Regions from separate parts of the Homo sapiens genome. Here region 2 is linked to region 1. Evidence: chromatin loops called from intact Hi-C (ENCODE). Cell type or tissue: endothelial cell of umbilical vein. All regions are shown on one strand. Each heading gives the region's core, and the rest is flanking DNA. Links, peaks and the distances in the headings are about the cores only. Region 1 overlaps GCLC-AS1 (GCLC antisense RNA 1). Region 2 has its middle 12 kb from the start of GSTA1.

Region 1 (15,757 bases), core at 2,900-10,899:
GCATAGACTAACACTAAATCAGTTCATATACAAGGAAACACCATAGAGGAGTACACGTTCACCCACCACCTCCCATTCTCTGCGCTACTGTTGTCATATATTTTACTACCACATTTTTTTTTAATTTTATTATTATTATACTTTAAGTTTTAGGGTACATGTGCACAACGTGCAGGTTTGTTACATATGTATACATGTGCCATGTTGGTGTGTTGCACCCATTACCTCGTCATTTAGCATTAGGTATATCTCCTAATGCTATCCCTCCCCCGTCCCCTCACCCCACAACAGGCCCCAGTGTGTGATATTCCCCTTCCTGTGTCCATGTGTTCTCATTGTTCAATTCCCACCTATAAGTGAGAACATGCGGTGTTTGGTTTTTTGTCCTTGGGATAGTTTGCTGAGAATGATGATTTCCAGCTTCATCCATGTCCCTACAAAGGACATGAACTCATCATTTTTTATGGCTGCATAGTATTCCATGGTGTATATGTGCCACATTTTCTTAATCCAGTCTATCATTGTTGGACATTTGGGTTGATTCCAAGTGTTTGCTATTGTGAATAGTGCTGCAATAAACATACATGTGCATGTGTCTTTATAGCAGCACGGTTTATAATCCTTTGGGTGTATACCCAGTAATGGGATGGCTGGGTCAAATGGTATTTCTACTTCTAGATCCCTGAGGAATCGCCACACTGACTTCCACATGGTTGAACTAGTTTACAGTCCCACCAACAGTGTAAAAGTCTTCCTATTTCTCCACATCCTCTCCAGCACCTGTTGTTTCCTGACTTTTTAATGACTGCCATTCTAACTGGTGTGAGATGGTATCTCATTGCGGTTTTGATTTGCATTTCTCTAATGGCCAGTGATGATGAGCATTTTTTCATGTGTTTTTTGGCTGCATAAATGTCTTCTTTTGAGAAGTATCTGTTCATATCCTTCGCCCACTTTTTGATGGGGTTGTTTGTTTTTTTTCTTGTAAATTTGTTTGAGTTCATTGTAGATTCTGGATATTAGCCCTTTGTCAAGTGAGTAGGTTGCAAAAATTTTCTCCCATTCTGTAGGTTGCCTGTTCACTCTGATGGTAGTTTCTTTTGCTGTGCAGAAGCTCTTTAGTTTAATTAGATCCCATTTGTCAATTTTGTCTTTTGTTGCCATTACTTTTGGTGTTTTGGTCATGAAGTCCTTGCCCATGCCTATGTCCTGAATGGTATTGCCTAGGTTTTCTTCTAGGGTTTTTATGGTTTTAGGTCTAACATGTAAGTCTTTAATCCATCTTGAATTAATTTTTGTATAAGGTGTAAGGAAGGGATCCAGTTTCAGCTTTCTACATGTGGCTAGCCAGTTTTCCCAGCACCATTTATTAAATAGGGAATTCTTTCCCCATTTCTTGTTGTTGTCACGTTTGTCAAAGATCAGATAGTTGTAGATATGTGGCATTATTTCTGAGGGCTCTGTTCTGTTCCATTGGTCTATATCTCTGTTTTGGTACCCGTACCATGCTGTTTTGGTTACTGTAGCCTTGTAGTATAGTTTGAAGTCAGGTAGCATGATGCCTCCAGCTTTGTTCTTTTGGCTTAGGATTGACTTAGAAATGTGGGCTCTTTTTTGGTTCCATATGAACTTTAAAGTAGTTTTTTCTAATTCCGTGAAGAAAGTCATTGGTAGCTTGATGGGGATGGCATTGAAACTGTAAATTACCTTGGGCAGTATGGCCATTTTCACGATATTGATTCTTCCTACCCATGAGCATGGAATGTTCTTCCATTTGTTTGTATCCTCTTTTATTTCATTGAGCAGTGGTTTGTAGTTCTCCTTGAAGAGGTCCTTCACATCCCTTGTAAGTTGGATTCCTAGGTATTTTATTCTCTTTGAAGCAATTGTGAATGGGAATTCACTCATGATTTGGCTGTTTGTCTGTTATTGGTGTATAAGAATGCTTGTGATTCTTGCACATTGATTTTGTATCCTGAGACTTTGCTGAAGTTGCTTATCAACTTAAGGAGATTTTGGGCTGAAACGATGGGGTTTTCTAGATATACAATCATGTCATCCGCAAACAAGGACAATTTGACTTCCTCTTTTCCTAATTGAATGCCCTTTATTTCCTTCTCCTGCCTGATTACCCCTGCCAGAGCTTCCAACACTATGTTGCATAGGAGTGGTGAGAGAGGGCATCCCTGTCTTGTGCCAGTTTTCAAAGGGAATGCTTCCAGTTTTTGTCCATTCACTATGATATTGGCTGTGGGTTTGTCATAGGTAGCTCTTATTATTTTGAGATACGTCCCATCAATACCTGATTTATTGAGAGTTTTTAGCATGAAGCGTTGTTGAATTTTGTCAAAGGCCTTTTCTGCATCTATTGAGATAATCATGTGGTTTTTGTCTTTGGTTCTGTTTATATGCTGGATTACATTTATTGATTTGCATATATTGAACCAGCCTTGCATCCCAGGGATGAAGCCCACTTGATCATGCTGGATAAGCTTTTTGATGTGCTGCTGGATTCGGTTTGCCAGTATTTTATTGAGGATTTTTGCATCAATGTTCATCAAGGATATTGATCTAAAATTCTCTTTGTTTGTTGTGTCTCTGCCAGCCTTTGGTATCAGGATGATGCTGGCCTCATAAAATGAGTTAGGGAGGATTCCCTCTTTTTCTATTGATTGGAATAGTTTCAGAAGGAATGGTACCAGTTCCTCCTTGTACCTCTGGTAGAATTTGGCTGTGAATCCATCTGGTCCTGGACTTTTTTTGGTTGGTAAGCTATTAATTATTGCCTCAATTTCAGAGCCTGTTATTGGTCTATTCAGAGATTCAACTTCTTCCTGGTTTAGTCTTGGGAGGGTGTATGTGTCAAGGAATTTATCCATTTCTTCTAGATTTTCTAGTTTATTTGCATAGAGGTGTTTATAGTATCCTCTGATGGTAGTTTGTATTTCTGTGGGATCGGTGGTCATAGCCCCTTTGTCATTTTTTATTGCGTCTATTTGATTCTTCTCTCTTTTCTTCTTTATTAGTTTTGCTAGCGGTCTATCAATTTTGTTGATCTTTTCAAAAAAACCAGCTCCTGGATTCACTGATTTTTTGAAGGGTTTTTTATGTCTCTATTTACTTCAGTTCTGCTCTGATCTTAGTTATTTCTTGCCTTCTGCTAGCTTTTGAATGTGTTTGCTTTTGCTTCTCTAGTTCTTTTAATTGTGATGTTAGGGTGTGAATTTTAGATCTTTCCTGCTTTCTTTTGTGGGCATTTAGTGCTATAAATTTCCCTCTACACACTGCTTGGAATGTGTCCCAGAGATTCTGGTATGTTGTGTCTTTGTTCTCATTGGTTTCAAAGAACATCTTTATTTCTGCCTTCATTTCGTTATGTACCCAGTAGTCATTCAGGAGCAGGTTGTTCAGTTTCCATGTAGTTGAGCGGTTTTGAGTGAGTTTCTGAATCCTGAGTTCTAGTTTGATTGCACTGTGGTCTGAGAGACAGTTTGTTATAATTTCTGTTCTTTTACATTTGCTGAGGAGAGCTTTACTTCCAACTATGTACCACGTATGTTATGCTGCTCACAATCCAGTGTTGATGTGTACTTTAAAAGTAAAATATGTCAAGGCTTTATATCTAAAATATGGGAAGAACTCTCAAAACTCAACAGAGAAAAGCAAACAATCTAATCATAAAACGGGCAAAAGTCATAAAAGAACTATTTCACCAAAGAGGTGAGGCAGATGGCAAATAAGCACGTGAAAAGATGTTTGACATCATTAGCCACTAGGGAAATGCAAATTAAAACCACAATGAGTATTACTACTTGCCTATTTAAAGAGTTAAAATAAAAAACTAGTGATAATACCAAATGCTGGGAAGGACACAGGACACCTGATTACTCGTGTGTTGCTGGTGGGGATATAAAATAGTACAGCCACTCTAAGAAACAGTTAGGCAATTTCTTATAAAACTAAATGTGTGATTACCATTCGACCCAGCAGTTGCACTCTTAGGCATTTATCCCAGAGAAATGAAAGCTTATATTTACACAAAAGCTGTATACAAATGTTCACAACAGCTTTATTCCTACTAGCCCAACACAGGAAACAACCCAGATGTCCTTCAAGAAGTGAATGGCTGAGCAAATTGCAGTACATCTATCTCATCTAATACTACTCACCTATCTCATCGAATACTACTCAGCAACAAAAGGGAATAAACTAGTGATATCGGCAGCAATCTGGATGAGTCTCCAGTGAATTATAATCAAGAAAAAAAAAAGCCCAATACAAATTGGTTGCTAGAGTTTCAGGATGGGGCAGGGGGATACAGGAGAGAGGTTGGTGTGGTTATAAAAGGCCAGTTCAAGGGATCCTCATGAAAGATAGAACTGTTTGGTGTCTTGACTGTCAAGTGGAAACATGAACCTACAATGGTGATAAAATTGTATAGAACTAAATACACACACACACACACAAATGCATACAAGTAAAACAGGAGAAACTGAATAAGATGGGTCGATCTTGTCAATGCCAATATCTTGGTTGTGATACTGTACTACAGTTCTTCAAACTGTTTCCACTGGAAAAAAATTGGGTGAAGAGTACATGGGATCATTCTGTATTATTTCTTATAACTGTATATAAACCTAGAATTACCTCAAAATTAAAAGTTTAATTTTAAAAAGGTAATTATACAGGCACGAGAACGTATAAAGAGGTACAAATGTTCCCACCATTAAAGAGTTTATCATGGAGGCAGGGTTAGGAAGCCAGTGGTTTTAGAGATGGCAAAGTTTTGTTGATCACATTCAGGAGACGGTGTAATTGTACCAGATGAAGTCTGTACTCATATAATCATACCAGTGGACATTTATTGCACAAATCTAAATGCTTTCCATGTGGCATCTCAGTCTTTACTAGAACCCCTGCAGTAGGATATTATGATTGCCATTTTGCCAGTAATGAAACTAAAGCATAATCAGGTTAAGCAACTTGCCCATTTTTTTTTTCAATCCAAGACAATCCTGATTTGGCTAATCTTGACTGATATTTTGGTGCTTATATATAAAGAGCTCTGGATTATTTGTCAAAAGTCTTGAGGGGGTGGGCACAGTGGCTCATGCCTGTAATCCCAGCACCTTAGGAGACCAAGGCGGGAGGATCACTTGAAGCCAGAAGTTTCAGACCAGCTTGGGCAATATAGTGAGATTCCTGTCTCTGCCCAAAAAAATAAAAATTAGCTGGGCACAGTGGTGTGTGAGTGTAGTCCCAGCTACTCAGGAGGCTGAGGCGGAAGGATTGTTTGAACCCAGGGCTTCAAGGTTACAGTGAGCTACAAATGTGCCATCGCACTCCAGCCCGGGCAATAGAGTTAGATCCTGTCTCAAAAAAAAAAAAAAAAGAAAAGAAAAGAAAACAAAAGTCTTGGGTTCTAGTCCCACTTTACTGCTGATTAACATTTTAACTTGAAGAGTGATTCAATCACTCGGTTGCCCCACTTGAAAAAAAAAAAAAGCTGGAGTACATATCTAGAATCCTTACCACACGAACATTCTATATTTTTGGTTCTTTGACTCTAAAATGGTCAGCTTAAAAGAGTGTTTTCCATCCCTCTTTTGGCTGTTAGAGCCATCCCTGGTGACTTTACCCCTTTCCCCTGAACCTTTCATATGTTTATTGAGCATCCACTCCAGTTGTGCACTGGTGTTTGTTTTCACGGGGTTACTGGTACCCTCCACCCTCACCCCTCTTTCTCCCTGCAGAAAGCTTTTCTAATACTTTCAGCCGTGGTCAATTTCAGGTGATAGCAATGGTAATCATTTATTGAGTACTTACCAAATGCTAGAGACTGACACAGGCTATGTCATTTTTTCAATACCAAGCCCTGTGAAATGGGTACTATCAGACCATTTTTACACCTGTGGCTTAGAAGACTTAAATGTCTAGTGTAAGGGCGGTTGTAGTGGTAGGCAGAGGCAGGTCTCAAACCCTCGCCTACCTAACTCAGACACACTTGGCAATACTATATATCTCTTTAAGCCTTTCAGAGGATATGTTTTAGGAGGTGGATTGTTCCATTTTATATATATATGAACATGATAGACAGACAGATAGATAGATAAATAGATAGAGATAATTTTAAACGTGCTCACTTTCATTTATGAAAATTTACATTTGATAACTAAAAGAGCCTTGCAATTCCAGCATCTCCCTCATGGTGGCAGTAGAAGACTAAGTCATGTACACGCAGCCTCCAGCACCAACAACTAACCCAGAAGAAACCTCCTTAATAAATCAGCTTTTGGTCAAGATTGGTGTTACGTAAAATGCAAAATTAGGACCCTCGGAAGGGGAAAAAAAGAGTCTCAAGTATCTAGGTTATTGACCCCAGAAACAAAAGAAATTTGACAAACTTGCAAAACAGAGACAACAACTTCCTATGGGGGAAAAAAAAACAAAGCAACTACTTGTTGCTGCCCACCCGTTTAGTAACTGGCCTTGGTAGTCTTCCAGCAGCAAGCACAATAGCCTTGTCCACAGATGCTTTTCCCATTTCCTCGGTCCCCTTGAAACCAAGCTTTTGAGAACAAATAGTTTATTTCTCCTTTCTTAATTTGCTCTGAAGGTTTTTAACACAGCGATAACTGGCATATAGAAATTTCACATATTTTTCTTGATCACTATGGCCTATCAACCCCCGCCTGATGATTAAATGAAGGACGATGTATCCAAGGTTCTTAAAGAACTTGGTTGCAACGAATGAACACAAAAAACACCAGACAATAAACATGTATTGAATTATATCTGGGTACAGTAGACACCATTGGGCAGACTTCAGAATTAGCCCCCGGAAGTTTTGCTTTTGCTTGACTCTTGGTCATAGCTGATTGGACTAGAAGTGAACACCTGACTCAGGAGGAGGAAGTTCATTGGCTGACCAGGAGCCAATTAGGGTCTCTCTCTTGAGAACTCTGACTAAGAGACAGAGATGCAGGTTATTTAGTCCAGTTGCGGGTGTAGCATTAGACAGATATAAAACCCAAGAACTCTTGGTACTGAGGCCTGGTTGTTCAACTTTCCTCGGATTTTAGGGGGTGACCAGGATCCCTCCCAGCAAAGTATCATTTTTGTTTAAGCTTAATTTCAGTGGGTTATGTTACATGCATTCTCCATCAAAGACTCCAAGCCCTGTGCAAAGTGCAGTGAGGGCATACAAAGAATTTATGACATTTCCCTGCTCTCCTGGGTATGGGTAATTTTCCTTGCTGTAGAGAGAACAGGGTCTCTGGAATTCAACCCACCTTTGTGACCCTGTGAATGTTCCTTTTTTTCTCTCTCAGAGATTCAACTTTGTTCTCAGTAACATGGAAATGATAGCATCTGCCTAACAGTCATTTTGAACAGGAAGCGTCCCTCTGGCCGGGTGCCTCGTGCATGGCAGATTATCAGTAAATGTCAGCCTCTGCACTGCTTTGCAAGTAGGTCCTTTGGCCGCTCTCAAATGCAAGTCACACAAAGATTGTGGGAGTTTTTTTTTTTTTTTTTTAAATAGAAAATACATCATTCCTATAGAGAAAAAAATACAGTCACATTTAATAATGGCTGTTTAGACAGGGACAGGTTCTCTCGAGCCTCTGGAGGTGGTGGAAAGTGGAGGTGGGTCACTGATCCCAAGAAATAAGCTACAGGACTGAGGCCAGTTTCTGGAGAGGGGATGGTCACTCCTATATTTAAGCCAATAGTGAAGGTTAAGTAGGAGAGTCCAGAGGGACCCTTGAGCCCACTTGCTTGACAATATTGGTGCAGGACAAGTCTAACCCTCCTAACTGGGCAGCTGCCCCCTCCCAATAGTGGTCTCTCTTATGGAGAAAATTTTTACCCGATCAACTTATTCTCGTGAAGCACAAGGGCCTGATATGAACACCCCTTCTGTAGGCATTTTCAAAGAACTTAGTGAGGGTAACAGAAAGAAAAACCTCTATGCATCGAACTTCAGGCACCATCGGAGAAATGTCTTTTCTTAGATTGGCTTTCAAAGTATCTTTAAATCACCCTATTACAAATGGGGTATTAAATAGCCTGCTCTGCCTAGAGAAAAGGTTCCCAAGATTCCTTGTAGCTGCTGGGAAGTTACTGAAATCCTCAGTGACGTGTTTTGAAAAAGTGTTGACAATACAGCGGAAAGTTGCATCTGGCAGCTAACAAATATTTCTTGAGGGTCCACTCGATGCCAGGGATTGTTGCCCTGAAAATGCAAGGCTACCAAAACAAGCAGTTCAGGCCCTCAAGAACCCTGAATGTTCATGAGTACCCACCAAGTGTCACATAGAGCTTATGTCTCAGATGTTTTTCACAGTCCACCCCCCCAGGATGCATTTCCAAATTCTGTGGAGAGCCTAGAACTGTTTCCTCAAAGCCCTTTAGAGCAGTGAGGCACCAATATCTCTCTTTATTACTCCTTTTTCTTTTCTTTCTTTCTTTTTTTGTTTTTGTTTTTTGTTTTGTTTTGTTTTTTTAGAGATGGAGTCTCACTGTATTGCTTAGGCTAGTCTCAAACTCCTGGGCTTAAGCAATCCTCCCATCTCAGCCTCCTGAGCAACTGGGACTACAGGAGAGCACCACCATGCCCAGCTTTATTACTTCTTTTTAAAAAATAAAACTTTTTTTTAAAAGCAGAGAACGTGCTCATTCATTCTGCAGCTGGATCTTGAATAACTTTTCCACTTTGAGAGTTCTGACCCCAAAAACATTGCTGTCACTTTCCAGGTGTTCTATCCTTCCTTGGACCCCATAGCCTGGCTGCCCAGGTCAGACAAGTATGGAACATTTGTTTGTGAGGACAGAGACAGCCACTGGCAACATACCGAGGTATTACAGAGACTTGCTGTGAAGCAAGGCCAACAAAACATCACTTACACAATCAAATAACAAAGAGGGGCATCTTTTTCAAAATTAAAGGTCTATGTGTAAATAAATTCTTTCTGAAAAATAAACAAGATATGAGATAAGGATCCAGGTTTGCTTTGGTATCACTATGGTTACTAGAATGATGTTCAAGACATTTTCACCATGTTCTCCTCCTTTTGAATGCACGCCACAAGTAAAGCATGCCTGAGTTTGGTCTAGAGAGCCTAGGGTGCATTCTCTTTCATGGATGTAGAAGGGATGCAGTTAGCACATTGCTAGTCTTAAAAACAAACAAAAATCCTAGGGAAGATCCTCTCCTTTACTGGCTCAAAAAAGCCCCTGGTAAGAAAAAGTTGTTATACTATTAATGACATGACTGTTTGGTATTGTAAATATCACTCTCAATCAACCAGTATTAGTGAGCACTTCTGAGCACACTCACCATAAGAAGTCATTTACCCGATGGTTATTGAAACTGTTCCATATGAAATTTTGAATTAGTTGCTCAATGTTCTCATTTTTGCCACAGTGTTTTTCTTGACCTAGAGACATACTCAGTTCTATTCCTCATAAGAACAAACTCTTAACTTTGTTCCTGTAACCTAGACTGAGGACTCAGAACTGACCTCGTTTCACTGCTGCATAATACCATATTTCCTGTTTGACAAAGATCCTACCTTGAGCTTGCAAAGACTCCCTGCTTCTTAAAACTGAAACTGGACCCCTTCCTTACACTTTATACAAAAATTAATTCAAGATAGATTAAAGACTTAAATGTAAGACCTAAAACCATAAAAACCCTGGAAGAAAACCTAGGCAATACCATTCAGGACATAGGCATGGGCAAAGACTTCATGACTAAAACACCAAAAGCAACGGCAACAAAAGCCAAAATTGATAAATGAGATCTAATTAAACTAAAGAGCTTCTGCACAGCAAAAGAAACTATCATCACAGTGAACAGGCAACCTACAGAATGGGAGAAAATTTTTGCAACCTACTCACTTGACAAAGGGCTAGTATCTAGAATCTACAAAGAACTGAAACAAATTTACAAGAAAAAAACCCCATCAAAAAGTGTGCAAAGGATATGAACAGACACTTCTCAAAAGAAGACATTTATGCAGCCAACGAACATATGAAAAAAAGCTCATCATCACTGGTCATTAGAGAAATGCAAATCAAAACCACAATGAGATACCATCTCACGCCAGTTAGAATGGTGATCATTAAAGTCAGGACACCACAGATGCTGGAGAGGATATGGAGAAATAGGACTGCTTTTACACTGTTGGTGGGGGTGTAAATTAGTTCAACCATGTGGAAGACAGTGTGGCGATTCCTCAAGGATCTAGAACGAGAAATACCATTTGACCCAGCGATCCCATTACTGGGTATATACCCCAAGGATTATAAATCATTCTACTATAAAGACACATGCACACATGTTTATTGCGGCACTATTCACAATAGCAAAGACATGGAACAAACCCAAATGCCCATCAACGATAGACTGGATAAAGAAAATGTGGCACATATACACCATGGAATACTATGCAACCATAAAAAGGATGAGTTCATGTCCTTTGCAGGGACATGGATAAAGCTGGAAACCATCATTCTCAGCAAACTAACACAAGAACAGAAAACCAAACACCACATGTTCTCACTCATAAGTGGGAGCTGAACAATGAGAATACATGGACACAGGGAGGGGAACATCACACACTGGGGCCTGTCAGGGGTTGGGCGGACCAGGGGAGGGATAGTATTAGGAGAAATACCTAATGTAGGTGATGGGTTGATGGGTGCAGCAAACTACCATGGCACGTGTATACCTATGTAACAAACCTGCACGTTCTGCACATGTACCCCAGAACTTAAAGTATAGTAAAAAAAGACTCCCTGCTTCTTAGTCATTTTCCCTGATAAACATATAAAATGATTGATCATGAATAGAGAGAAAAAGGCACAAATAAGGACAGGAGGCAGTAGAACATAGAGCTCAAGGAACAAGGTCTCTGGCATCTGATTGCTTGACTTTAACTATGTGACCTTGGGGAAGTTACCTAACCTGCTTATGCCTTAGTTTCTTCGTATGCAAAGTAGGGATGGTAATAATAGCACTTACAGAGTTGTGAGGATAAAAGAACTAGTACAAGTCAAGCATTTAAGATAGTGCTTATAGAATAGTAAGCACTCAATAAATGCTAGCTATTTTTCTAGCTGAGTGCAGTTTTAAAAAATTATCCTTAAAAAAAATTCAAAAGACTACTGTAAACTTTAAGTTGATATAAAACTCATAGCAAAACATCATCAAGAAAATGGAAAGCTAAGCCGGGCACGATGGCTCATGCCTGTAATCCCAGCACTTTGAGAGGTCGAAGCAGGAGGATCACTTGAGGTCAGGAGTTCAAGACCAGCCTGGCCAACGTGGTGAAACCCCGTCTCTACTAAAAATACAAAAATTAGCTGGATGTGGTGGCGAGTGCCTGTAATCCCAGCTACTCAGGAGGCTGAGGCAGAGAATCACTTGAACCCAGGAGGTGGAGGTCACAGTGAGCCGAGATCATGCCACTGCACTCCAGCCCGGGCCACAGAGTGAGATTCGACCCGCCCCCACCCACCCCCAAAAAAAATTAAAATGGAAAGCTGAATAGCTAGCTGGGGAAAATATGTGACACAATATAACAAAAGGTGAATGTCCTTAATATATAAAGAGTTGGTAAACATTGACAATTAAAGATATTAAGACTGCCTAGAAAAGGCAAAGGATATGAAAAAAAATTCACAAAAAAGGGAAAGCTTGAAAAGCCGTCTTGTGTTAATGGATTGGAAAACTTAATACCGTTATGATTGAGTACTACTGAAAGTGATCTACAGATTTAATGCAGACTTAAACGAAATGTGACATATACATTTCACACCAGTCAGAATGGCTGTCATTAAAAAGTCAAAAAACAACAGATGCTGCCAAGGTTGTGGAGAAAAGGGAATTCTTACACACTGCTGATGGGAAAGTAAATTAGTTCAGCCTTGTGGAAGGCAGCTTGGTGATTCTCAAAGAATTTAGAACTACCATTCAACCCAGCAATCCCATTATTGGGTATATACACAAAGGAATAAAAATCATTCTAGGATAAAGACACGTGCGTGTGTATGTTCATTGCAGCACTATTTACAATAGCAAAGACATGGAACCAACCTAAATGCCCATCAATGGTAGGTTGGATGAAGAAAATATGGTACATATACATTATGGAATACCACACAGCCATGGAAAAGAACAAGATCATGTCCTCTGCAGCAACAGGGATGGAGTTGGGGGCCATTATCCTGAGCAAACTAGTGCAGAAACAGAAAACCAAACACCACATCTTCTCACTTATAAGTGGAAGCTAAGCATTGAGTACACAAGGACATAAAGAAGTAAACAACAGACACCAGCACCTACTTGAGGGTGAAGGGTGGGAGGAGGGTGAGGATTGAGAAGCTACCTGCCTATCAGGTACTATGCTTATTACCTAGGTGGCAAAATACTCTGTACACCAAACCCCTGTGACACACAATTTACCTAAGTAACAAACCTGCACGTGTACCCCTGGACTGAAAATAAAGGTTAACAAAATAAAAACAAATAAAGATTTAACAAAACCAAAGGTGGGAAAATGTGGTTGGTATATACATGCAATAAAATATTTAGCCTTTAAAAAAAGGAAATTCTGACACATGCTACAACATAAATGGACCTTGAGGACATGCTAAGTTCAATAAACCAGTCACAAAAGGACAAGTATTGTATTTTTCTAATCATATGGGGTGTTTAGAGTAGTCAAATTCAGAGACAGAAGGTAAATCATGATTGCTGGGAACTATAAGGAGAGGGAATGGGATATTGTTGTTTAATGAATGTATAGTTTCAATTTGCAAGATGAAATGGGTTCTGGAGATTGGTTGAACATGGATTTACTTAACTACAGAACTGTACACTTAAAAAATGGTTAACTGGTAAATTTTATGCTATATGTATTTTAACCACAATTAAAATTTTAAAAATAAAAATTAAGAAAAAAGGGAAGGCTAGGCCGGGCATGGTGGCTCACGCCAGTAATCCCAGCACTTTGGGAGGCCAAGGCGGGTGGATCACCTGAGGTCATGAGATTGAGAGCATCCTGGCCAACATAGTGAAACCCCGCCTCTACTAAAAATACAAAAATCAGCTGGATGTGGTGGCACGTGTCTGTAATCCCAGCTACTTGGGAGGCTGAGGCAGGAGAATTGCTTGAACTTGGGAAGCGGAGGTTGCAGCGAGCTGAGATTGCACCACTGCACTCCAGCCTGGGCGACAGAGAAAGAATTCATCTGAAAAAAAAAAAAAGAAAAGAAAAGAAAAAGGGAAAGCTAATGAATGAATAGAAAAATAAACAAACCTACTTGTAATCAAGGAAATGAAACGGGAAATGGAATTAATTTTTGCTAACAAAATTGGTAGAGTCGGGTTTTTTTAAGAGTATAATACACAACACTGGCAGAGATAAAGCAAAATGGGCACTTTCCCACACTTCGATAACACTAACCTAAGAGCTTTAAAATATTCATATTTTTACTGAGATAGTCTATTTCTAGGAATCTATCATAAGAAGATGATCAGAAATGCAAAGTGCATATTATATATATATATTCATGTATATCAGTATAACAATATCTCTTCATAGTGCTACTTATAATTTTAAAAAATTAGACAACCCAAAGTAAGTCTACTGATACAGAAACAGTTATAAATGTTATGTTTTGGAATGAATGGTATGTAGCATTTGCAACTGCTAGAAAAGGTATTTATGAATAATTTTTAATGACATGATAAAATAATCATCATGTGGTTTTAGTACATGACACAGATCATGGAGCCTGATATGCAATAAAATAACAACTATGCAACAAATACAAGTAAGCATACTAAAAAGAATGGAAGCAATTTGAAATATGCACAGTGATTTCCTTTAGCTGGTCAGATTTTGGATGGTTTTAATTGTTTCTTTATACTTTTCTGTCATTTTCATTCTTTTACGTAAAGTGGATCTAGGAACACTGCAAGGCCTCCATGGAAGATGCTGTCTTTACTTTCAATCTCATGCCAGATCTGTTAGCCAATGGCTCTCAACTAATGGACATTAGGGTTAACATCAATTAACTCTTCTTCAATTCTCAAATTTATGTTTGTTTGTGTTCTAGACTCCAGTCATAAAAGATAGCCTTAAAATATTACTACATGTCAATGATGTGAGATTGAGGAAAAAATATATAAAAATAAATTAAAAATAAAAAATAATAACATTACCAAGTTTTTAGTTACTAGCTTTTTGTTGCTCTGTGGTAGTAAAATACATATACAAGAGTATTATTATAACTTTTCAGTGACTAATGGCATTATTTTTTGTTTGTTTGTTTGTTTGTTTGTTTGAGATGGAGTCTCGCTCTGTTGCCCAGGCTGGAGTGCAGTGGCGCGATCTCGGCTCACTGCAAGCTCCACCTCCCGGGTTCACGCCATTAAGGGCAATTTTATATATATATGTGCTCCTAACAATACCACTACAATTTTTATAGTCTTAAAATTTGCCATAAGCCAGCTTCTTTCAACTTTGTTCTACAGAGCACCTTTCTAAAAGGTGTTACCAGGTAAGCCAAGTTTGAGAAAACCTGCTCTTTTTTTTTTGTTTCCCAAACTTATTTGACCATGGACCACTTTTATCAAGCAGTGTCTTTTAAAAACATCCCATGAAACTGTGTTTCCTAGGAACCCATTTGTGAATGCTGCAGTAATATGTATGGTAACAGAATGCTAGTGAATAGGAGAATGTATTTTCTGGAAAATGTAGGATTTTTGTTTCTACTGTAATCATACCTAAAATACTTTATAGATGGGTTCAAGAATGTTATGGACTGAACTGTGTCTCCCTCAAAATTCATTTTTGAACTCTCTTAACTCCCAGTATCTCAGAATGTGACTTTCTTTGGAGATAAGGAATTTAAAGTGGTAACTAAGTTAAAAATGAGGCCATCAGAGTGGGCCCTAATACAACATGATTGGTGTCTTTATAAGAATAAGAAATTTGAACACAGACTCACAGAGAAGAAAGATTATGTGAAACCACAGGGAGAAGATGGCCATCTACAAGCCAAGGAGAGAGGCCTTGGGAGAAACCAATCCAGCTGACACTTTGATCTAGGGTTCCTTGTCTCCAGAATTGTGAGCAAATAAATTTCTATTGTTTAAGCCACCCAATCTGTGGTGCTTTGTTATGGCAGCTCTAGAAAACTCATGTAAATGGTGTACAAACACAAACATCCCTGTACAGGCCAGGTGGGAGGGCCCTGATAGGAGTATTTGACTGTCAATATTGTTTAGAATTCTGGGAGCATGGTGTTAATAACAAAGACTGATTTTTCAGTTGGTTTTATTATTGCTTTTAAATTTTCCACAGACAGTGTGTCTCCTTGCTGCCACCTTCACCAATCCTCTTGGCACACCATTAATGTCAATCAGTGTTGTTGGTTGAATTGTATCCCCACAAAAGACATGTTGAAGTCCTAACCCCCAGTACCTGTGAACTTGACCTTATTTGGAAAAAGGCTTTTGCAGATGTAATCAAGTCAAGATGAGGTCTTATTGGATCATGGTGGGCCCTAAATCCACTGATCAATGTCCTTATAAAAAGAGATATTTGGAGACACACAGACACACAGGGACAAAGGCCGTGTGAAGATGGAGGCAGAGATTGGAGTTACACTGCTGCAAATCCAGGAACGCCAAGGATTGCCAGCAACCACCAGAAACTAGAAGAAGCAAGAAATAATTTTT
Region 2 (15,757 bases), core at 4,141-12,140, 670 kb after region 1:
ACCAAGAATGACTCCAGATATTCTGAATGTCCTCTGGGTTATGGGAGCAAAATATTTTGTGGTTTGGAATCTGCAGACTACATGACTTCTCAAGTATTAAAATTCAGAAGCTGATAGAATAACTAAATAATTACTGCAGCATATAACTAGCTTTGTTTTGCTTTGATTTAGAGACAGGGTCTTTCTCCATGGCCCAGGCTGGAGGGCAGTGGCACAATCATGGCTCACTGCAATCACCACCTCCTGGGCTCAATCAATCCTCCCAGCTCAGTCTACTGAGTAGCTGGGACCACAGGTGCACGCTATTGCACCTGATGTAATTTGTTTTTTTTTTGTAGAGACATGGTCTGCTATGTTGCTCATGCTGCACTTAAGCTCCTGGCTCAAGTAGTCCTCCCACCGCTGTCTCCCAAAGTGCTGGGATTACAGGTGTGAGTGACCATACCCAGCCCTTATAACCAGTTTTTAAAATGCACCTAAAGGAACCCAGTTAATATATATGGTGCCATTAGAATATAAGTCAACAATGTCCTGGAATAAATGTTTAATAGTGGGGAAAAATGTAAAGGAAAGATTAGGAGCTTCAGTGATGTCCTCCTTTTGGATCCAGATGTAAGACCTGTCCAGGCTATAAAATAATTCACAGGAAAAAAATATGACACCTGATATAGTTTGGCTCTGTGTCCCCACCCAAATCTCATGCTGAATTGTCATCCCCAGTGTTGGAGGTGGGGCCTGGTGGGAGGTGATTGGACCATGGGGTGTTTTCTAATGGTTTCTCATCATCACCCTAGTGCTGTCTTCTCATAGAGTTTTCATGAGATATAGTTGTTTGAGAGTGTGTAGCACCTTCCTGTTCACTCTCTTTCTCCCCTGCCAGCCATGTAAATACGTGCTTGCTTCCCCTTCGCCTTCCACCATAAATATAAGTTTCCTAAGGCCTCCACAGAAGCAGACGCCTGTACAGCCTGCAGAACTGTGAGCTGATTAAACCTCTTTTCTTTATCAATTACCCAGTTTCAGGTATGTCTTTATAGCAGTGTGAAAATGGACTACTACAAGAAACTGGTACCAGAAAAGTGGGACATTCCTATGAAGATACCTGAAAATGTGGAAGCAGCTTTAAAATTGGGTAAGGAGCAGAGGCTGGAACAGTTTGGAGGGCTCAGAAGAAGGCAGGAAAATGAGGGTAAGTTTGGAACTTCCTAGAAACTAGTTGAATGGTTGTTATCAAAATGCTGATAGTGATTTGGACAGTGAAGTCCAGCGGAGGTCTCAGATGGAGATGAGAAACTTTTTGGGAATGGGAGTGAAAGTCACTCTTGCTATGCCTTAGCAAAGAGACTGGTGGCATTGTGCCTCTGTTCTAGAGATCTGTGAGACTTTTAACTTGAGAAATGATTTAGAGTATCTGGTAGAAGAAATTTCTAAGCTGCAAAGCATTCAAGATTTAGCCTGGCTGTTTCTAACAACACATGTTCATATGTGTTCACAAAGACATGATCTGAAATCTGTCATTGAATCTGAATGAATCAATCTGCAATTGAAACTTATATTTAAAAGGGAAGCAGAGCATAAAAGTTTGGAAAATTTGCAGTCTCATCATGTGATAGAAAAGAAAATCCCACTTTCAGGGGATGAAATCAAGCCAGTGGCAGAAATTTGCAAAAGTCTTAGTTATTAACATACTGTTCCTTTTGCAAAAGTTTGGAAATTTGCAAAAGTAGCTAAATGTTAACAGCAAAGACAATGGGGAAAATGTCTCCAGGGCATGTCCAGGGCTTTGTGACAGCCCCTCCCATCACAGGCCTAGAGGCCTAGGAGAGAAAACTGGTTTTGTGAGCCAAACCCAGGGCCCTGCTGCTCTGTGCAGCCTCGAGACATGGCATCCTGTGTCCCAGCTGCTTCACCTCCAACCATGGCTATAAAGGGCCCCAGATACATCTGAGGCCACTGGTCCAGAAGGTGCAAGCTGTAAGAAGCCTTGGCAGCTTCCATGTGTGTTAACCCTGCATGTGCACAGAGAGCAGGAGTTGAGGCTTGGGAGCCTTTGCCTAGATTTCATAAGATTTAATGAAACACCTGGATGGCCAGGCAGATGCCTGCTGCAGGAGTGGAGCCCTCATGTAGAACTTCTACTAGGGCAGTGGGGAAGGGAAAAGTTGGAGCCCCCACACAGAGTCTCCACTGGGGCACTGCCTAGTGGAGCTATGAGAAGAGGGCCATTGTACCCCAGACCCCCGAATGATACATCCACCAACAGCTCGCAAAATGCATCTGGAAAAGCTGCAGGTGCTCAACACCAGCCAGTCAAAGCAGCCTAAGGAATGTACTGTCTAGAGCCACAGGTGCAGAGCTGCCCAAGACCTTGGGAGCCCACCCTTGCATCAGTATGGCCTGGATGTGAGACAAAGAGTCAAAGAAGTCAAAGAAGACTATTGTGAAGCTTTAAGAGGTAATGACTTCCCTGCTGGGTTTTGGACTTGCATGAGGCCGGCAGCTCTTTTGTTTTGACTGACTTCTCCCTTTTGAAATGAGACCATTTACCCAATGCCTGTACTCCTATTATATCTTGGAAGTAACTAACTTGTTCTTGATTTTACAGGCTTGTAGGCAGAAGGGACTTGCCTAGTCTCAGAAGACACTCTGGACTTGGGCTTTTGAGTTAATACTGGAATGAGTTAAGTCTTTGGAGGACTATTGGGAAGGCATGATTGTGTTTTGAAATGTTAGGGGCCAGGGGGTGGAATGATATTGTGTAACTCTATGTCCCTACCCAAATCTCATGTTGAATTATGATCACCAGTGTTGGAGGTGGGGCCTGGTGGGAGGTGATTGTATCATGAGGGTGGTTTTCAGTGTTTTAGCACCATTCTCCTACTGCTGTCCTGTGATAGCATTCTCATGAGATCTGGTTGTTTGAAAGCATGTAGCACCCACCCCCTCATTCTCTCTCTCCTGCCAGCCATGTGAAGATGTGCTTTTTTCCCCTTCACCTTCCGCCATGATTGTCATTTTCCTGAAGCCTCCCCAGAAGCAGAAGCCTGTACAGCCTGCAGAACTATGAGTGGACTAAACCTCTTTTCTTTATCAATTACGAGTCTCAGGTAGGTCCCTATAGCAGTGTGAAAATGGACTAATACAACACCCATGTGAGAAGATACTGAAATGACAAGAAATGCATGTTGCAAGGCAATGTTTGCACAAGAATGAGGATTGATACTAATTTGAAGGGTAGGAAGGCAGACATTTGGGAGGTACAAAATCTACTGAACCTGCAGATTGAGATGCTACCCTGGAAAGAAGGAGCCCACCTGGGCAGAAGGGCAAGAGTCCTCAGTTTTCTCAGCCTGGCAGCCTTCTCCCCTTTCTCTGATTTCCTTGGTTAACAGAATCATGATTCCCGGGTTGAAATTTCTAGGAATCCTTTAAAGTGAAATCACTGCTGAGCACATTCTGTTCTGTCAGTTGGCCAGAAGCCTGTTATTCTGACTAGATCTAAACCACTTTAGGGCAGAGACCAAATCCAACCAAATATTTTTCTGCTACAAGCCATCACTATTGCTTGAGACACCGAAACAGCTCAATCAATGTTAGTCAGTTTGAATGAAACTTTTTAAAAGAAGGAAATATGCTGAAAACAAGAAATAGAAGAAAGGTTAGCAAAATGTCTGCATTTTCAGGTAAGGAACAGGATGCTGTAGAGGAGCAACCATTTTCATCAAGTATTGAGAGTGAGACCCTGCCCAAGAGCTATGAATAGCTGGAGAGAGAAGCAGTGAGGCTCACTCTCACTCCACTGGAGTTTATGCAAAGAGGGCCTGGGAACAGGACAGGTTCACAGTGCTCAGAGCAGGGAGTGGGTGGTAGCTAGGCCTGGCCTGAGGAGAGAGGCCCACCAGGTGCAGGGTATGGGAGCCTTTTTCCAGATTATAAAACGTCTGTTTTTCCAGGTTATAAAACAACCTGGGAACCAGGTCTGCTGCAGTCTAGGAGTTAAGTAAGTCTGTGTTAACGATGGGTCAGGCCTCCCTGAAACTTCACTGAAAACTTTGTTAACCCAGGTTGACTGTATCAGTGACTATCATTAATCTCTGTATAGGAGCTTTAAAAAAAGAGACTCATTATATGACTTATTCGAAAAGAAATCTAGATATATATAAAATCTTATTTTTACCAGAGCTTGATGGGTTAAGAGAGAAAGAGAGAGGAGACTCATGTGCTACCCAGTGTGTTCCGAGAGACTCATCCACATCCCAAGAAGTGGGGGCAGGAGGTCACTCTCATTATTCAGTTCCTATTATAAATTTTATATACAATATTTCATTGAACTTTCTCAACAGCCCTCAAAGATAGATATAACTATCCCTATTTTGAAAGGAGAAACTTGAGCTCAGAATTTGAAGAGCCTACTGAGTTTATGAACCTCATAATGGAAGGAGTTGTGATTTATCTCAGTCTCCCTTCTCTCTGATATGAAGCAATAATTAGGACCACCCAGGGACCAAGAGTAAATTAACTCTAATTTACTACTGGAATTTCACCACTTATATTCCTTTCAAAACAAGCCCATTTTCTAGTTGAGGAAAATACAGTTATACTAGTTCTCAACTCATTTAAGTTTTTAGGGTTGCCAAAGTAGAGAAAGAAACATTTTTATTATTATTATTTTCTCCAATCAAGCTCCTGAAAAGTTGCTAACAGAAAGGAACTCGAGATTCAGGTGTCCCCCTCTCGCCCTTCCCTTCCAATCTTTAGTTGGTTAATGGAGTCTGTATGGGAAAATATGAAACAATTTCTCAGATAGAAGCAGAGCCAGCTTACAGGGTGGAGTAGAAAAGCTATGGACCTGCAATCAGAAGGAGTTCAAGCTGACCCAACACTCACCAAGTGTGCAGCGTGGGCCAGTCGCTTTAGCTCTCTGAACCTCAGTGTGCCCATCTTTAATTAGGATATTAGGAGCCGTTTCCCAGGGTTGTTGCAGAAGGTAGACACACTCCCTAGATATTGACCATGAATGAGGAGAATGTGTGTGTGACCCATGGCAAATCTTCGAGCCTCTCTGGTTCTCATTTTCTGTTGACCCAACAAAGCTCAGTGGTAACCTTTGCCTCAGTGTTGGCCTGGCCTTTGGAAACCTCATATAGTGAAGGTGATATGTTACATGTAAGCGAGAGCATTATTATAAAATGTTATGTGAGATAATAATAATTCATTTCCCTTTGAAACATGATCCTCAGTAATGGCTAAGGGTGCCAGTGTGCGATTTGAATCACTCTGTGCACTCTAGCCCATAACAATTAAAGAAGCACACCCCACTCTCTGTGAGGTTCACTCTCCCTTTCCTTCTGCTGAATCATGCTATTTCCATTTCCAATGAGAGGAAAGTGCAATGTGTAAAGTCTCTAATTACAAGACAGATGAGTTGATTAAGTATGTTTCAAATAATTATTTACTTTCTAAAAGTTAGACTGTTGAGTTCCACATTTTAAAATGTAGACATTTAAAAGATTTTAATGTCTAAATTCAAGTCATACGTACTTTTTTAGAAATACATCTGTTGGTAAAGACAAGTATATTTTTGTACAAATGTATCAACCTCGATGACCACAAAACTTTGCAAGAAGAATCTTAATATGTTATAACAGAGTTGGGGGTTTGGAGAGAAAATGCCACTGTTCCTAAGTCTTGGAACTCATGCTTTCAATGAGTCCTGTGTGTTTCCACTCACATTCATGATCCAATTATTTATGGCCTGTCCCTGTACACTTGGTTTTCATTTGCTGGTTCTCTGCTATGCTCCACCTCCCAAGCAGGCTGGGATAGAGCAAGGGCCAACAAACTTCCTTGATGATCCCTAGTGAATTTATCTCTAACCATTTGCAATGGCCAAATGAACGTGCACACATGCAAATATCCATACACATAACATACATGTAACTGAAACTAAAAACTCATGAAACATTACTTACTCTCCAGCATGTCATGCTCTCTGGTATTTTTTTATTCTTTCCTATTTTCTTTAAAAAATATGTAGCTTTCACAATTTTCTGGAAAATTAGCATACATATTTGAGAAACACTAACAGAAAATAAGGCTCAGTCATTGGTTTTGAATAGCAATGGGTTTGAATCCCAGATTCACCACTTACTCTGGACGAGTTGCTTTAAAAATCTCAGTATCACCAGTTGTAAAATGAGAATAATAATAACATTCAACTTAGGTGATTTTTGTAAGATAAAATGAAGATAAATTTGGAGGAATGGCCAGTGTGTGACTGATGCTGAATAGATACTATCTCCTATTCAAGCCTGCAAAGTTGATGAGGCAACATGTTTTTCCAGGTTATAAAACAAAATGCACCCCAAAGAGGTGGAATACAGAAAACCAAAAGAAGCAAGAAATTAGGGTCCTCTGTCTGTTGAAAGAATTTGGTTCTTCGAGCTACAGTTAAGCAAGCCTGAGGCCTAATTTCTGCTTTTCATCAAATTCAGCCTAACAGCCAAAGAGGTGGTCCTCCTTGTCAGTGACATCCTCTGGTTTCACAGCCACTTCATGGGTTCTCAGGGCCTTCACCTGGGTGGGTTCTAGGCCTACCTTCATTTTCGTCCTGGGTGTGGATTTTCAAGTTCATCACCACGTGGAGTGTGATAGCGGACATTGCATTTAACTTTTCTGATGTTCCATTTCACTAACTAAGGAATGGAGATAATAACAAGCATTTCATGGGACTATAAGGAGGAGTCAAGATATAACATATTGAAAGAGACTAGCATTGGGGAAGGAAGGATCAGTCGAAAGTTTTCAATAAATATTAGTTCTTGAATTCTTCCTCTTCCCACTAACTTCCCTACATTCATTATTACCACATACTCGCACCTCTTAGCATGGCGAGAATGGTCACATTTAACCAATGGGCACATGAGACTGGTTTGCTGGAATCTGAGACTGGTTTGCTGGAATCATAGTTTTTATGTTTTAGGGAAACACTTTGAAGTATCTAAGGATGGAATATACGGTATTTGGGATTTCCTTACATTATTACAAGATGGGGGAAGTGGGTGGGCATGTATATGAAAACACATTGGCTTTAGTTGGTGTAAACCAAATATAAAATTCTAAGCTCCCTCCCTCACTCTGACCATCTGAATGGATCTCTCTTTTCAGCAAGGCCATTCCAAAGCTAACCTGAAAAATGAATTTAGGCCATGATGGGAAGTGGAGGGGGTTGGACAAGCCTCATTATACCTCATCTCTTTTGGAATTACTAACAGAACAAACTTTTTTAGTCTGATAAGAAACAAGTACAATCATTTTCTCTGAAACTTGCTACCAGGTGGCTTCATCTGCAGGGTAAAACTTTGTTCTCTACAACCCCTTATTATCCTAAACTAGACATTCCTTTCTATTGATTCCAGGTGGTTAGATAGTAACTTAACCCTTTCAACCAACTGCCAATCAGACAAATTTTAAATCTACACACAACCTGGAAACCCACACTTCCAGTATCCCTCCTTTCCATACCAAACCAATGTACATCTATATATATTTGATTGATGTCTCATGTCTCCTGAAAATGTGTAAAATTAAGCTGTACCCTCACCACCTCGACCACACGGTCTCTGAATCTCCTGAGGGCTGTATCTCAGGCACTAGATACTCATATTTGGCTCAGAATAAATCTCCAAATATTTTACAGAGTTTGACTCTTTTCAATAACATTGGTAGTTACTGATTCTATGAGAGGAATACAAGGAAGGTCGTGATACTTTTGTGTTATTTTTATACATGTTAGAAATTTATGTAATAAGGGGATAAAATGTATATCAGGAAGTGAATGTAAAGTTAAAATGCATACCACACATGAGAGGTGGAAGGCAGTGGATTATAACAAATAACCTGTTAAAGACTGAGTATATTAATTCGATGATTATTTTGTTGTGCACCTACTAAGTGCCAGGTGCTGTGTGAGGTTCTGATGATAGACAGTGAACGAGACAGACTCAGTTCCTGCTCTCGAGTAGCCTACATACCTATAAGAATGGAGACAAGTAAACAGGTGATTAAAATCAGGAGCTTCCAGGAGAACACCCAAGCAGTCCCCAGCGTTACCAGGTCATCCTTCCAGTGTTTGAGCAGGAAATGCTGGGAGGTGTCTGTGGGACTCCGTTGAGTGCTGCCCTCTAGAGGTGTCACTGAGAAAAACACTTCCAAGTCCAGAACAGAGTCCCTCAGGGGCTGCCTGAGGGTTTTCCTCGGGGTAACTCATGGACAGACTCAGGAGATCTTGTCCCTCGGGTGGCAGCCGAAAAGGAGGGTTTCAGGTGAGGTGGCATCCTGTGAAAGGAAGTTCTAGCGCGCCCCTTCAGCCTCACAGCGCCGTGTGGGCCTGAACCTTGGGAAGGCACTTTCTTCATTGCTTCACGAGGGCCTGGGACTTTAGCCTCACCCTTTCTCAATCCTATGAAGAAATAAGCACACAAGAAATCCAAACACTGCCATTCCAGGTTGTTTTCTTTGTATGAATGAATACCCTGTCACCCAGACATCAGCTCTACAGCTCAGGGATGTGTTCAGAGCCCGGGTAGGAAGAGTTCAGCAGGAGGGAGGGAGGGGCAAGGCTGGGAGGAACCCAGACTCCCTGGCCTCCAACCAGCTTGACTGAAGGCGGGGGCAGGGCTGACTGCAGACCTTGCTCAGGCTTCTGGGGTCTCAGTGCCCTAAGGCTGATGATCACAACCCAGTCCTCAGCCTCACAAGCACATCCCACTTGCCAATCCCACCCCACCTCGGTCACCCTCCTGCCAGGACCACCCACCGTTCCTTAGGTTTGTCCTGAATTGGACGCTTTATTAATTGCTGGCACACACCCCCCATGATCTCCACATCCTGGTCCTGTGCGATCATAGATCCACAACAAACTGTTCCATGGAGCAAGCTAGAAACCCCCAAATTCCTGAACTTTCACCGTAAAGAACTCCATTAAACTATAAGTAACCACTGCAAACACAACTACCATTTATTACTTGATGTTGATGCACGCGGGTCAGGCCCTGTATCATGCATTTTGAAAACATTACAATATTCTGTTTAAGAAAATATTCTATCCCCATTTTGCAGATGAGGAAACTAAGGCTTGAAGATGTTAAGTGATGATTCCCAGATCACACAGCTATTTTGAGGCAGAGTCAAGATTGGTACCAGATCATATCAACAGTGAAATACAGGAAATCTTGGTAAGTGTCTACTTTGACTTTTATTTTTATAGATTCTGCCTATTAAGTCAACTGCATTGTTATGCAATAACTGGTTTTCATAGTTGTATTAAATACCTGCATCCACTCAGAGCTTCTGATCAGATTGAGACAGCCTTATTGCTGGCTGCCATTCCAACCAAAGTGACTACACTCAGGACAAGGTGTGATTTATTTCAAAGTTTAAATCACTGATATAGATCAGCAATAGAGTATATTTTCATCAATATTAGATTGATTTAATTTTTTTAAGGATGATATGAAATAGCAGCCATACTTCAGAATCCTAATAGTGTATGTTTAATGAGCACTTACACACTTGCTACTTTTCTGAGTGCTTTGCATGACTTTGAAATTTAATCTTCATACCAACCTATAACATAGGTACCATAAGTATTCCCATTTCATAGATTAGGATACTGAGACACAGAGAGATTTAACAATGTGTCCAAAGTCAAGAAGCCAGGACATGACAACAGTGATATTAAACCCACACAGCCATGTCACAAGCCAGAGATTTTCATTAAAAATAATGTTACTGTGGGGACTTTAATTCCTTCCTGAAATTGAGAATTCTATTCTATTGTGTCCCATATTCTCCAGGAGGGAAAATTATAATTGCAAGAGTTATAACTGTGCAACAGCTATGACCTATTTCAACTTTAGCAGGGCTCCTACAAACTAAGCTGATGTAAATTATAGCAGAGGGCCCTTGGTGGCAGAATCTTTGGTGGCCACTGGCCTATGGCATACCCATGCTGGGGTCACAAAGGTTGTGGTCTGATCTCACTCAGAGACATATGCTTTCCTAAGATATGACAACATCATAATTAGAAGAACTGCATGATCCTTTAACTGCAGTGACATCCCCTCTCAAATCATGACCTAATCATGGACATGGGAGCGATCAAGGTGGAAGTAAAGTGAACTAGAAGATTGAGCGACTATGTGCTGTGATCCATGCCCTTTTCTCGATGATCTAGTGTAAATTTCAAAATGGCCACCACCAGCCTCCTCTGTGTGCTCTGCCAAGCTCAGAAATCTTATATTTTCCAAATTATGTACCAGCCAGAAGCCATTCAAGGTTAAAGGTCTACAGTGCTATGGAATGAATTAATAAGAGCCCATTTACTGTTTCTGCTTCCAGTTTGAAGAGAAATTTCTGGAATCTGCAAAAGATTTGGAAAAGTTAAGAAATAGTAAGATCAAGTCTCTAAGTGCCTCTGAGGAGGGTATCTAGTAGAAGGTACACAGGGAGGTTTGAACAGCCAGCAATGCTTACATGTGTGTAGGGTTGTAGTTGGTGATGGTGGAGAGGGAGAAAATCATAAAATGGAAAGGATGGGCTCCTAGAGCAGGTCTGGCAACTCTTTCCAGGCTAAAAAGGGCCAGACTTCTCTTTGTATTTGCTGGAGAACCATCTCCAGCACTCTGAGGATCCCTTTTCTTGCTTTCCTGCTTTTGGCACCATGAGTGAGCTGTGGTCATCAACTCAGGATCTCATATAGCCCACCCCATCCAAAGACACGCAAGGACATGTTTTAGACAAAAGGAGTTGAAATAGGTCCATTTTGAATTGTTTCTATTATAAGTTTGACAAGGTGATATCTTTGCAATATTGTCTGCTTAGATAATGAGACAGTGTTGACTTGGTTGGAAGTCCAGGTCACAGGGTGAGGAGGGACATGAGCCAGGGTAGAAGCCATGGGGTAAGAAACACAGAGCCTGCCCTGCACACACTGTCTAATGGGGGTATTGAAGGGCACACAAAGAGCCTACATAGAAGCTTCTCTCAGAACTGTGTTTAATGTCTTCAACAGCATGAGACTTACTTTGAGAAATTCCCATGTTAAATGGCATCTGGCTGGTGACCTGTTGCAGTCTCTCCCAACTTCTTCCTAAGATATCATGAAAATAAATCAACACAGACAATACAAGCGACCTATTCTGTAGCTGGATGGGAAATAAAAACATAAATGAAGTAACAGTATAAAAAGTAAAAGAACGCTTGATAAGAAAAAGCACTTCCAGAAGCTAAAAATAAGTTCCTATTTCATTTGAACAGTTGCCAGGCAATTTTTTTTTCATTTTATACATTTAGTCATTTCCACAACCACTTTTTCATCCTGAAAGGGTGGGATTCATAGAAATTTCACTCTGCCTTTTTTTTTTTTTCTATTTTCTAAAGATGGGAGTTTGTTCTTCCAGCAAGTGCCAATGGTTGAGATTGACGGGATGAAGCTGATGCAGACCAGAGCCATTCTCAACTACATTGCCAGCAAATACAACCTGTGTGGGAAAGACATAAAGGAGAGAGCCCCATATAGTATATTTTTTGTTCTTCCATCAACAGAGAACACAGAGTGATTTCGGTCCTTCTGTGAGTGGGCAGGACCGTGGAAGGAGCATCACGACTAGCAGCAGGCTGGGCCTTGGGCATATACGCTGGTGTCCAGTATTGCAGAGTCCCATGGAGATGAGAAAAGAGTGAATATGGGGAGGGTTCAGGCAAGTGTGATTCTAGAAGACAATGCAGCCTATGGATCCAGCACCCTGACAAAGGTTTCCAAACGCTGATGAACCATGAACTCAGGAGGATGGGGAATCATGATTCCAGGTGCTCGGGACTTCAGAGGCTGGACTCCAGCCAACAGCTTAGGACAAGGCATAGAATGTTTGAGAGTCGGTAGATGAAGGCCTGGGGAGAGAATGCTGCAAAGGAGCTGAATCTCAGGTTCCAGTAATTCCAAGAATGGTGACCAGGAACCTAAGTTTCCAGCCAGTTGTATGAACTGGTCCACTTGACTAAGGTTTGAGAGGCTGGTGCCCAAGATACCAGGATTACCTAAAGTGCAGCATTTGATACAGACCTAAGCAGCCAGACTGATTTTGCATCAGCAAAGCTGGGAGGAGGGGTCTCCTCCTTTGCTGGCAGTTCCTTGAGAAGTCCAATATAGAGTTACCAATGACCTAGCAATTCCACTACCAGGTCTACATCCAGGAGAAAGGAAAACACATCCTCACTAATCCATGCACAGAAATGTTCATAGGAGAATTATTCATGCTATGCAAAAGGTGGAAACAACCCAAATGTCCACCCATGGATGAATGGAGGAACAAGTTGTGCTGTAGCAGACAATGGAATATTCTTGGGCTATGAAAAGGGATGAAGTACTGATGCATGCTACAACATGGGTGAGCCTTGAAAACATGTTCCATAAAAGAAACCAGACACCAAAGGCCACATGTAACATGAATTCTTTTGTATGAACCATCCAGACCATTTGAGTCCAGAAAGGAAATCAGTTGTTGACAGGGGCTGGAGAAAGGGGACAATGGGGAATGGCTGCCAAAGCATGTGCTACTGCTTTCCCAGGTGATAAAAATGTTCTGGAATTAGACAGTGACAGTATTTGCAGAATTCTGTAAATGTACTAAAAATTACTGAATAATATTCTGTTAAGGGGTGGCAATTATAGTATGTGAATACATGTCAATAAAGCTGTTATTTAAAAGTATTCGCCAGGTATGGTGGCTCACGCCTGTAATCCCAGCACTTTGGGAGGCCGAGGCAGGCAGATCACCTGAGGTCGGGAGTTCAAGATCAGCCTGGCCAACATGGCAAAACCCCATCTCTACTCAAAATACAAAAATCAGCCAGGCGTAGTGGCAGGTGTCTGTAATCCCAGTTACTCGGGAGGCTGAGGCAGGAGAATCGTTTGAATACAGGAGGCGGAGGTTGCAGTGAGCCAGGATTGTACCACTGCACTGCAGCCTGGGTGACAGAGCAAGACTCTGTCTCAAAGAAAAATAAAATACAGGGCCAGGCACAGTGGCTCATGCCTGTAATCCCAGCACTTTGGGAGGCTGAGGTGGGTGGATCACGAGTTCAAGAGATCAAGACCCTCCTGGCCATCATGGTGAAACCCAGTCCCTACTAAAAGTACAAAAATTAGCCGGGGGTGGTGGCGTGCACCTAAGGTCCCAGCTACTCAGGAGGCTGAGGCAGGAGAATCACCTGAACCCAGGAAGCAGAGGTTGCAGTGAGCTGAGATTGCCCCCACTGCACTCCAGCCTGGTGACAGAGCGAGGCTCTGTCTCAAAAAAAACAAACAAACAAATAAACAAAATAAATAAATAAATAAAAGTTTTGTAGGAAACACAGTTTGAAATGAGAAGAAAGAAGATGTCCTATGCTATGCACTGGTTTTAACTATATGAATAATTTTACCATGTTTACCAATTTTACTATGTAAACAATTTTCCCACATTACCATGGGAATATTAGGTGAGGTCTTGAAACACAATCATGACTAGAATTGGACAACATCATATGGAAAAGGTAATGGAACAATGTTTTATGGAAAATAATTGAGAGAGCTTCTTTTTTTTTTGTTTTTTGAAAATTAGTAGCTTGCTTGAAAAAATATATTTTTTAGGGGTATCTTTTAAAGACATACCTTATTTCCTAGTTTTTCCTTTATTAATTTTATTTTTTTCTTTTTTAAGAACTTCTAATATTGGGCATAAAAGTGAGCCTGGGATTTGTAGTATGATGAGAGAGGAAAACAGACACGTTCGAGATCACTGTGCTGGGGAGGCTGTCTTGGGATTATGTAAATGGCAGGGCTTATGTGTAAAACAAACCACAGCAGAGTGAGCAAACCCTATTTGTAGCATCAGTGGTTACTTGCAGTGATTCCACTAATTTCTCTCATGACTGTGACGCTGGACAGGTCACCGATGTTTCTTGTACCTGTATTTGGTCATGTGTATAACAAACATTTTAGATATAAATCTATCACAGTAGAGTGTTCTGAGAAATAAATGTAAATATATTTATAAAAATCATAGCCTAATGACTAGCATATAAAAGGCACGCAGTGGAGCTGAATTACTTTCCTGTCACCTAATGCTTCACGGTCTCAAGTGTTTAAACATAAAATCTAAGGCAGAAGGCACTCAGCAGTTTGGTTATTTTTGTCTTACGGGGTCGAAATGTATACAGAAGGTAGGGCAGGTTTGAGTGAAAAGCTTCTTCATTGCTCATTGCATCCACCTGAGGAAAAAGATGCAAAGCTTGCCCTGATCAGAGGGAACAACAAGCCATTATTTTCCTGTCTTTGAAACTGTACCTGGGAGCTTCTGGATAGCTGAACACGTGGAGCTTCTTGGAGGGTGGCCTGTCCAGGGAAGGCATGGAAGGTCCATGCCCCTTCCCCAGATCTCGCCCTAGGCATTTCTTCAGCTTTTTAGTGGCTACATGATTTAAGCCTCAAAACTACAATAGAGAATTATTCAGTCAGATATATGGATTACCACCTAACAAGGATAAAGTAAATCTAAAGTCACAGTCAATACTCTGCCTCAAGTGGAAACTGTGATGTTTCTGTCTGGCACTGCCAAGTTTGCAGAACAACAAGAACCAAAAATCAAGAGAGAAGAACTTCATTCGGTTTTAGGGGTGACCCACAGCAAAGTGTGACAAATGGAAAGAGGTCCAGTGAGAACCTCAAACTTAATGTACTGTGAGGCTATCTTGAAAAACAGGCTCCTGGGCCTCTGCTCTTATGCTGCTTCTTTTATGACAAATAACACCTTTAGATCGCACGACAAAAAAAAGTAACACGAAAGACTACAAAAGAAATGAAAAGAAAGTCCTGATTCTACAAAGGATGCTAAGCAGATGAGAACCAATACCAAAACCAAGGACCAACCTGAGAATAAAAAGTGAAAGAGTTCAATGCAAAGAGAAAAGAGTTCAGCCCAGGTGCTGACTTGCCACAAGGCACAAGGAGCCTTTGTGGATACAGCACCTGGTTGACGGATGGGGTCCATGGCAACGGGCAACATAGACCATGTCTTGTTGCAACTTCCAGAAAAACTGTGGAAGTGAAGACAGTCCAAATGAGAATAAGCAAAAGGTGTTTATACAGAGCTTGCTATAGAAAGGAAGTCAGCCGCCATCTTTTGCATTTATCAGAGATTCAGAGGTAGGCAGGAAAGTCTGAGAGATTCATGGTAGAAAAAGTTATGTCCTGATTGCTGGCCTAGGGATGCTGTAAGCTGGCTAACTAGAAGTGTGGATTTCTATGGGATTAGTCAGAGATCCATATTTTGCTTTCTGTGGTTGGTCATAAATTGAAAATAGAGGCAAAAATTAGGGAAGCTGGCAGTTATTGGCCAATGCTGGTGTATTTGACTGTTGTAAGGGTCATGATAGAAGCTGTTTAGTCTATAAGGGCACTAAGAGTTTAGAGGGTTTCTTAGCAGTTTGGCTGCAATAACAAAATACCATAGACTGGGTAGCTTAAAGAACAGATGTTTCTATCTCACAGCTCTGCAGGCTGGGAAGTACAAGATCAATGTGCCAGCAGATTTCACATCTAGGGAGCACCTGTTCCTTGGATCATAGACAGCCAATCTCTGGCTATGTCCTCACATGGCAAACATGCCAAGGGAGTTCTCTGAGAACCCTTTTATAAGGGGACTAATGTCATTCA

Evidence for each region. Hi-C counts contacts between places; a loop is a spot of excess contacts. Peaks named below come from ENCODE experiments on the same cell type or tissue, not always from the same donor. Only the 100,000 strongest peaks of a DNase experiment are listed, where the experiment ranks them.
Region 2: it touches region 1 in a loop (18-fold over the local background); 4 of 110 quality-filtered maps call a loop at or near these places.

Annotation. Positions count from the first base shown.
Region 1 is chr6:53,475,284-53,491,040 of GRCh38, reverse strand. The region is part of intron 3 of GCLC-AS1 (GCLC antisense RNA 1); the gene reads right to left. Among named protein-coding and RNA genes, the nearest start is that of GCLC-AS1, 52 kb to the right of the region's middle. In endothelial cell of umbilical vein, for the core only: a CTCF peak has its summit at 6,212; a DNase peak (open chromatin) is centred at 6,260; H3K27me3 peaks cover 954 bases.
Region 2 is chr6:52,808,105-52,823,861 of GRCh38, reverse strand. It overlaps the pseudogene GSTA6P. Among named protein-coding and RNA genes, the nearest start is that of GSTA1, 12 kb to the right of the region's middle. RefSeq lists an enhancer at 8,231-8,280. In endothelial cell of umbilical vein, for the core only: a CTCF peak has its summit at 8,189 (motif pointing left); no DNase peak of the experiment used is centred there.